Regions from separate parts of the Homo sapiens genome. Here regions 1 and 3 are each linked to region 2. Evidence: chromatin contacts called from ENCODE Hi-C or POLR2A ChIA-PET data. All regions are on one chromosome and are shown on one strand. The core of a region is the stretch at or near the end of the contact, and the rest is flanking DNA. Distances in the headings are between cores, read along the strand shown.

What was found. Hi-C counts contacts between places; a loop is a spot of excess contacts on that map. ChIA-PET counts read pairs that join two places held with the same protein, here RNA polymerase II (POLR2A). Pooled maps may share reads with other maps.
Region 1: a loop to region 2 is called in a map of B cell, with 4 times the contacts of the local background. The contact joins the promoter of CFAP69 here to the promoter of CDK14 in region 2. A Hi-C loop is called at or near these places in 1 of 168 maps with a recorded cell type or tissue (B cell), 8 of 37 single-sample maps with no recorded cell type and 11 of 50 pooled maps. POLR2A ChIA-PET finds 5 or more read pairs at or near these places in 1 of 52 experiments (MCF 10A).
Region 3: a map of OCI-LY7 shows a loop between it and region 2 (2.1-fold over the local background). The contact joins the enhancer-like site here to the promoter of CDK14 in region 2. A Hi-C loop is called at or near these places in 3 of 168 maps with a recorded cell type or tissue (Caco-2, OCI-LY7 and left ventricle myocardium inferior), 10 of 37 single-sample maps with no recorded cell type and 5 of 50 pooled maps.

What each region holds. Positions count from the first base shown.
Region 1 is chr7:90,243,871-90,246,570 of GRCh38, forward strand. CFAP69 (cilia and flagella associated protein 69) reads left to right here and starts at 1,304. Exons shown (of 23, transcript NM_001039706.3): 1 at 1,304-1,674. The coding sequence starts at 1,555. LOC107986819 (a long non-coding RNA gene) reads right to left here and starts at 1,261. Exons shown (of 2, transcript XR_007060423.1): 1 at 1,207-1,261; 2 at 1-209. RefSeq lists an enhancer at 2,169-2,681.
Region 2 is chr7:90,594,902-90,597,601 of GRCh38, forward strand. CDK14 (cyclin dependent kinase 14) reads left to right here and starts at 1,420. Exons shown (of 15, transcript NM_001287135.2): 1 at 1,420-1,817. The coding sequence starts at 1,727. RefSeq lists silencers at 1,028-1,227, 1,248-1,557, 1,748-1,947, 2,008-2,057.
Region 3 is chr7:90,927,550-90,930,420 of GRCh38, forward strand. The region is part of intron 8 of CDK14 (cyclin dependent kinase 14); the gene reads left to right. Among named protein-coding and RNA genes, the nearest start is that of CDK14, 330 kb to the left of the region's middle. Within about 2 kb of position 1,292, at least 2 of the 41 ENCODE cell types and tissues checked have a DNase peak (open chromatin) inside an H3K27ac peak, as active enhancers do; they include OCI-LY7, where a contact is called at or near this core.

The DNA.
Region 1 (2,700 bases), core at 54-2,553, 350 kb before region 2:
TACTAGTGCTCAGTCTCTGTAAACCTGCCAGAACCAGTCCATAGTGGGTGGTCTTTTATCAGGGGAAAGTTACTGAATCGGTCCCTTGTCCAATCAAACCTGCAGTTATGACTTGTGGAACAGGAGGGTCTTGTTAGTCAACATCTGGCCATGGATGAGCTGCAATTATTTCAATATTGCTTATGTCGAGGGCAGTTCTTATTTAACAGCTAGAGAAAAATAAAAACATTGCAGCAGTTAAAACAAAGGTTATTCTTTAAGTGTAGGTGTGAGTGACTTAACTCTTGCCTGGCATGGCCTTAGGTCTTGCTTATAATTTGTTATTGCCACAGAGTCCATTCTGTTAGCCTTCTGATCTCCATTTTAACATTAATGCTGGTCAGTTGTTGAGTCTAAGCCCTCAAAGGGAGGGGGAGCCGAGCTTGGTGGCATGTGCACCTGTACTCCCAGCTATTCCCGAGGCTGAAGCGGGAGGATCGTTTGAGCCAGAGGTTGGAGGTTGCAGAGCTACGATCCTGCCACTGCACTCCAGCCTGGGGGACACAGTGAGACCCTGTCTCAAAAAACCAGGGGTGAGGGGGACGTGAAAAGGGAGGAGGTAGGGGGGTATAGCGAGGCGTGTCCGTCCTTCCGTCCCGTCAGGGCGAGGAATTCAGCTTTTAAGGTTTATCGGGGGTCCTCTTGGCCAAAAGGGGGTCCGTTCAGTCGGTTGTGGGGCTTAGGATTTAATTTTTAGTTCTCAAACAGTAATAAAGATAATGATAATCTTGACCATACGGGATGCTGTGCCAAGCACCACTTAACAAACACTGTCATCTCATTCAATCCTCACAACAGTCCTATTTTACAGATGAGAAAAGTGAGACTTCAAGGGATAACTCGCTCTAGATTCAATAAACTGACTCAAAAGCCTTTTAACATTCTGTACAATACCTTTTATGTTTGTTTATTTAACTGTCCAGTTGGGCCACTAAAGTACAGATAAAAGCTGGGGAATGTAAGCGAGACTGGTCACTTCCCTGGGGTGAGAGAAACGCTTTCAACACTATCCGTCCATCGTATCACGCCTAACGTATCCCATAGACATCCCTCACCCCTCCACCCACTCATGCCTGTTTGAAGCAAGACTATGAAGACCGAAACACACCGGGAGCCTAAGGCACCACTCCCCGCTACCTACCGAGGTGCATCCTGCAGGCTCCTTACCGCAAGCCTGCAAACTCGCCCTGCCGGGCGCGGAGTGCAATTAGGCTTTGGGGTGGTTTGGCTCTCCGGCTTTCCGTAGCCTCTGGCCCCGCCCCCTAGCAACGCGCTGGCTTGTGTTAACAACCGGCCCGGGATCAGAGGTCTGGGTCAACTGGGGGGCGGCAGCGGCGCTAAGCGGACTGTATGGCGGTGGCCTAGGCCCCTGGCGGAATTTTGGGACCTTTCGCGACTCTAGCGACTCTCAGGCTGCCTTCCCTTCTCGGTGGCGGGGCCTCTTTGGGCCCAGCGGCTGCGGGCGCACTGTAGGACAGGAAGATCCCCCCACTCTCCACCCCGCCGCCACCGGCCATGTGGACAGAGGAAGCCGGGGCGACCGCCGAGGCCCAGGAATCCGGCATCAGGAACAAGTCTAGCAGTTCCAGTCAAATCCCGGTGGTTGGGGTGGTGACGGAGGACGATGAGGCGCAGGTATGAGCAGGTGTCTGTGCTTTCAGAGGTGGAGGGGGTGGGAGTGAAGTCTCGAGACGGGGTCCAGACCTGGGGGTGGCAAGGGTGGAACTGGGGACAGGAGTGAAGATGGGGGAAGCCGCGGGATGGAGATTCCAAGCGCAGAGCTAATCCTGATCCCCCACCCCCTGCGAACTGCACCGGTTGCGAGGGGCTGGCTGTTGTCAACCATCCTGTCTGGGGACCAGCGCTGTGTGGTCCTCCTGGAGGGTCCTAGCAAACTGAGTAGGCGGGGTTTTGCCGCGCTTCTTCGAAAAGTGGTCATAGAGCTACAGGGAGGAAAGGAATCATTCTTAGCAAAATCTTGATTTGATGACCTGATCAGTTTGAACTGAACTTTTTAATACGTAGATCCCTGTTACCGAGTGATGTTCTTGATATAGATGTAAATTTTCCCATGCTTAAATTTGCTGCGACTAAAGCCTGCACCCAGAGGGGAGGAAAACGCTGTTAAATTAGAAATTAAGCATTTTTAAAATATGAAATTGGAAGCTGGTTGTTACACGTTGGGTCGGAGAGAACCGGGAGAGAATAGAGTTGATTTGTTTTATTATGCTTGTACTGTATTTGGTTTTGGGTTTGCTTTTGTTATGAATACAAAATTCACTCTTGGAAGTTGATCTGTTGAGAAATTCCATTTGAGGCCCTTGGATCTCTATTCGAGGCGGAGGTGTTTAGAAACCCCAAGTTGTTTGTTTCCTACTAGGATTCCATTGATCCCCCAGAGAGCCCTGATCGTGCCTTAAAAGCCGCGAATTCCTGGAGGAACCCTGTCCTGCCTCACACTAATGGTGTGGGGCCACTGTGGGAATTCCTGTTGAGGCTTCTCAAATCTCAGGCTGCGTCAGGAACCCTGTCTCTTGCGTTCACATCCTGGAGCCTTGGAGAGTTCCTTGGGAGTGGTCAGTTGACTGGGGAATAGAGTTGAGCTCTCTGAGGTCTGACATTTACGCAGTAACCTGCGGAGCAACAGCATTTTGCATGAGG
Region 2 (2,700 bases), core at 170-2,669:
AGCTTGACTTCCTGTCTTTTATCATCCGCAATCTATCAAGATCCTACAATGTGCTCAGTGTAGGGCGGAACAAATCACTGTTTTACCTCACAATTTAAGGAAGGCAGGGGGCTAGTTTTTAAGATAAAAATCTTTTAACAAAACATAAACTCCCCAAAATTTCCTACAAGCCAAACAGCATTGTCACACCCTCACAAGCTCTTATTACTTACACAGCCAAATGACTCAAGATTACTAACGTTTCTATTCATAAGGAGTTTGCTGGCCTCAGATCAACACAATCAAGCCCTCCCCCACCTTCCTTCTCTCTCCCCTGGGAGACTGACGTTTGGAACTCACGCCGCACCAGGTTTTTTCAGAATGAAGACGATGTGTGTTCGCTGCTGGAACTGTTTGTCCTGGGATTTTATAAACACCTCCCCCACTCCTTTTTAAAGTTCTGTTTTTGAGGTGGGGGAAAAGGAGGTCGGAATCTGTTTAGCCTTTAAATCTCCCAATTCAGAAATATATTCTAAGAATTTAATAGAAAAAGACCAAGGGCTGTGTCTGCTATTTACTGCAGAACTGGGTATTCCTATCAGAAATCACCTACATGTGTCACCAAGATCAGAGACAAGGATGAGGGAAACAGCATGATCCCTGCCTTCTGGAGGGTTACAGTTGAAGCTTCCGCTGCTTCTGCACTTGACCTCAAAACAAACAAAAAACCCACCGCAAACAACAACAAAAAAATCCAGGCCCACCTTTCCCCTTGGATCTTTCACTTGACAGCTTTCTCGGCCCAAAATAAGGCACCCTACATCTGAATGCATCCCTAAGGCCTTACCGCACCCAGTCCAGGAGGCAGTCCTGGCAGCTGCCCTCCACCGAACTCCGCGCTTTTTCACACACGCTCGTGGAAGGAGAAAACCGCTCAAACAACTGGACTCGGCCCGTTTCCTTTCGGTAACCTCCCCACAGCCCAACACGCTGTCCCCAGACGCTGCCCGCTCCCACCCCGGTCCCTTCGTGATCCTCCCGCGCGCGGGCGGGGCGGGGGAGGAGCGCGGGGGCGGCCGGGAGGGGCGCGGCCGGGAGGGGGCGCCGCCGGGGCGCGAGCCAGACACAGAGGGCCGCGGAGGACGCGGGAGGCGAGCGGGGAGCCGAGGTCGTGCTAGGATCCCGCGCCCAGGGGCCTTCGTCGAGGGAGGGGCGTGGCGGCGGCAGCAGGAGGGCAGCAGGAGCTGTCAGGCTGGCGGTTCCGCGCCGCGGCTCCTTCTGCGCTGCGCCCGCAACTCTGGGCTGAGAACTTCTCCCGCCGGCCCACTCGCCCTCGCCCCGCGCACTCGGCGCCAGGCGACTCCCGCACCTTGTACCCGGCCCGCCCCGCCTCCTCCTTCGGCCGCACCACTCCCCCTGCCGGCCGCGCTTCTCTCCGTTACAAAGGAGGGAAAATGAGCCGGGCGGCGGCGGCGCGGCGCGGGGCCACCACGGCGGCGGCGAGCGCGGCCGCCCCCGGCACCACGTAAACCGCCCCCGCCCGCCCAGCTGCGGCCCAGGCCGGAGCGGAGCCTGCCGTCCTCCGCCTGCCTGCTGCTCGCCTCCCTAGACCTGCGCGTCGCTTCCCGGCCCGCCGAGGAGGTGGTGGAGGAGGAGGCGCCGCTTTCCCCGCGGCGCGCGCCCTCGCCGTTGTCTGAGCTGTGCCTGGACCAGTTTGGGGAAGTTGTCGGGGCTCCGCGTCGCCCAGATGTGTGACCTCATTGAGCCGCAGCCGGCCGAGAAGATCGGCAAGATGAAGAAGTTGCGGAGAACTTTGTCGGAGAGTTTCAGTCGCATTGGTGAGTAGCGCGCTGCCCCCGGCCCCCCCAGCGCCCGCTCCCCTCGGCCTGCGCCCCCGCCGCGTTCCTGGCACCAGCCATGCAGCTGCCAGCGGGGCTGGCGTGGGGTGCGTTGTAGGCGGGGATCGAGGGCACAGTGCTAGGGACCCGGGGGAGGGCAAGGACGTAAAGGAAAGAGACCCCTCTTCCTCAGGATCTGGGGGTTCATTTGTAGATTCTCTCAAGCCTACAATATGGGTTCTCCCCTCCTCCGCCACTAGTGCTCGCCCTTTCGCGCGCGTGGGGGACGGGCGAGGGGACCCCTCGGCCCCCACCGCGCAAGGGGCTGCGCGGCTGCTTGGGCCACTTGTTATTTTTTGCGCACAGGCTTGGATATTGGGCGTTTAGTCAGTAATTTAGCTTTGGAAATTGGTGAAACGTTAGACTGTGCCCTGGTATTGTTTAACGTATCCAACCTAAAGGGAAGTGGGACAGTTACCTTGGGACCTATTGTTCGGTACTTCGGGTCCTGGAAAGCGAGATTTGGGTGTTCAGTCTCGAGGTCTCTGAATCTTCCCGCTGCTGGAGAGAAATGCGCGCTGTGGAGTTGTCTGGACATTTAGGAATGTCTCTCGAACTTGTTCCATTTAATAGAGCTCAGGGGCTGTTGTCTTTAAACCAAACAACAAACCAACTGACCAACAGTGTTTAGGACAGTGACGAATAAATGCATGTCACAGGTTGTAATAGGGTGACAGCAGTATCACGTGGAATGGGTTTGTTAGATTTTGAGTACTGGGCATAGAAAACCCCTTTTAACCTGAAGAGTTAGCTGCCTCCCCTACTGTCACAACTTTCACTAATAACATGTAACTGCCCTGAGCAAGAGAATGCTATAGACACA
Region 3 (2,871 bases), core at 42-2,541, 330 kb after region 2:
TAGTGCAAGTGGTGGTGTAACAGAAGTACTAAAGTACATATATAAATATAAATATATATAAAAGGTAAAATATGGGTAGGGTGCCGATTCTGCAGCCACATGCCTGAGTTTGAATCCTGGTGAATCTGACAATTACGTGTCTTGGAGTTGCTCTTCTCGAGGAGTATCTTTGTGGCATTCTCTGTATTTCCTGAATTTCAATGTTGGCCTGCCTTGCTAGGTTGGGGAAGTTCTCCTGGTTAATATCCTGCAGATTGTTTTCCAACTTGGTTCCATTCCCCCCGTCACTTTCAGGTATACCAATCAGATGTAGATTTGGTCTTTTCACATAGTCCCATATTTCTTGGCGGCTTTGTTCGTTTCTTTTTACTCTTTTTTCTCTAAACTTCTCTTCTTGCTTCATTTTATTCATTCAATCTTCAATCACTGATGCCCTTTCTTCCACTTGATCAAATAGGCTACTAAAGCTTGTGCATGTGTCACGTAGTTCTAATGCCATGGTTTTCAGCTCCATCAGCTCATTTAAGGACTTCTCTACACTGGTTATTCTAGTTAGCCATTCGTCTAATCTTTTTTTCAAGGTTTTTAGCTTCTTTGCGATGGGTTTAAACATCCTCCTTTAGCTCGGAGAAGTTTGTTATTACCGAACGTCTGAAGCCTTCTTCTTTCAACTCATCAAAGTCATTCTCCGTCCAGCTTTGTTCCATTGCTGGCGATGAACTGCGTTCCTTTGGAGGAGAAGAGGTGCTCTGATTTTTAGAATTTTCAGCTTTTCTGCCCTGGTTTCTCCCCATCTGTGTGGTTTTATCTACCTTTGGTCTTTGATGATGGTGACGTACAGATGGGGTTTTGGTGTGGATGTCCTTTCTGTTTGTTAGTTTTCCTTCTAACAGTCAGGACCCTCAGCTGCAGGTCTGTTGGAGTTTGCTGGAGGTCCACTCCAGACCCTGTTTGCCTGGGTATCACCAGCGGAGGCTGCAGAACAGCAAATATTGCAGAACGGCAGATGTTACTCCCTGATCTTTCCTCTGGAAGCTTCATCTCAGAGGGGTACCTGGCTGTATGAGGTGTCAGTTGGACCCTACTGGGAGGTGTCTCCCAGTTAGGCTACTCGGGGGTCAGGGACCCACTTGAGGAGGCAGTCTGTCCGTTCTCAGATCTCCAGCTGCATGCTGGGAGAACCACTACTCTCTTCAAAGCTGTCAGACAGGGACGTTTAAGTCTGCAGAAGTTTCTGCTGGCTTTTGTTCACCTATGTGCTGCCCCCAGAGGTGGAGTGTACAGAGGCAGGCAGGCTTCCTTGAGCTGCAGTGAGTTCCACCCAGTTTGAGCTTCCTGGCTGCTTTGTTTACCTACTCAAGCCTCAGCAATGGCGACGCCCCTCCCTCAGCCTGGCTGCTGTCTTGCAGTTAGATCTCAGACTGCTGTGCCAGCAGTGAGCAAGGCTCTGTGGGCATGGGACCCTCTGAGCCAGGCGCAGGATGTAATCTCCTGGTGTGCCGTTTGCTAATTCCATTGGAACAGCACTGTATTAGGGTGGGAGTGTCTCGATTTTCCATTTTCTCGATTTTCTGTCACGGCTTCTCTTTGCTAGGAAAGGGAATTCCCCGACCCCTTGCACTTCCTGGGTGAGGCGATGCCCCACCCTGCTCCGTGGGCTGCACCCAGTGTCTGACAAGCCCCAATGAGATGAACGTGGTACCTCAGTTGGAAATGCAGAAATCACCCATCTTCTGCATTGCTCATGCTGGGAGCTGCAGACTGGAGCTGTTCCTATTCGGCCATCTTGGAACCTCTGGAACCTGTTTTAAATGGACTGATTTTTAAATCATTGTCTTGCATATTTCATGGTGATGGTTATTTGACTATTTTAAAGTATAATTACTGGGCAAGGGACGATTTTAAAAATAGTTCTTTACATATCAATGTTAACAACTTTTTGTTGTTTGTAGCTCAGATTTTAAAGTATCTCTATCACAGTGCTATTCAGTTTAGCTTTCCTGGCAAAAGAAGTGAGAATAATTTAATAAAAGGGAATCATTCTTGTAGTAAACAGTTTTTATGATAGATTTATATTATTCATGCCATGCTTTGAGAATAAAATTATACTTCATGTTAATTCCTTTAAGAGACAGAACATTTTGTTTGCTAAGCAGGAATCCATTGGTGTACTTTTATTCCTCATAAACAGCTTAGTGTTTCTGCCAAATGTTTTCATTCACAGAGACCTGTGAGATAAGAAATTTTGTGGATCACAAGAAAATTTAGTCCTGAAGAAATGCATAATTACACCTTAGTGTATACTTTAAAGAAGAGTAAGCTATCATCTAGAGTGAACACTACTACTGCTGTCCAATTTCAATGTTTGTTGTCTCTTAAGGGTAGTTCTTGCTGCAAATATTACTTTTTATATTAGCATGAAACACAGAAATCTACATGTAAAATGGCATATTGATTTCTTGAAGTCTTTAGAGATTTGATGCTCTGTTCAACAGTAAAATTAGTTTATAAGAAAACAGTGTACAGACCATTATATTAATAGCTTGTTTTTTAGGACATTTTGGTAGTGTTTTTTTTTTCTTAATTAGATTGTTACCAAAGTTCATTTGACCAGTCTTTAAATCTCAAGAGTAAACATATATAAGTGGAAATATGCATAAATGAAGGAGTATTCTTGTAATTGTCAGTAAAAAAAAATGCATAGATTGCCAAAATGTATGATTTGAAATAATGGTAGATTGTGGATTCCTTAGCAGATTGATAAATCAAGTGCTTTGTCACATGTATCCTTCATTACAGTAAAAATATCAGTTCCCTACATTTTGTCAGCCTTGGCTATAGATAGCAAAGGGAGTCACTTCTTAAATTTTG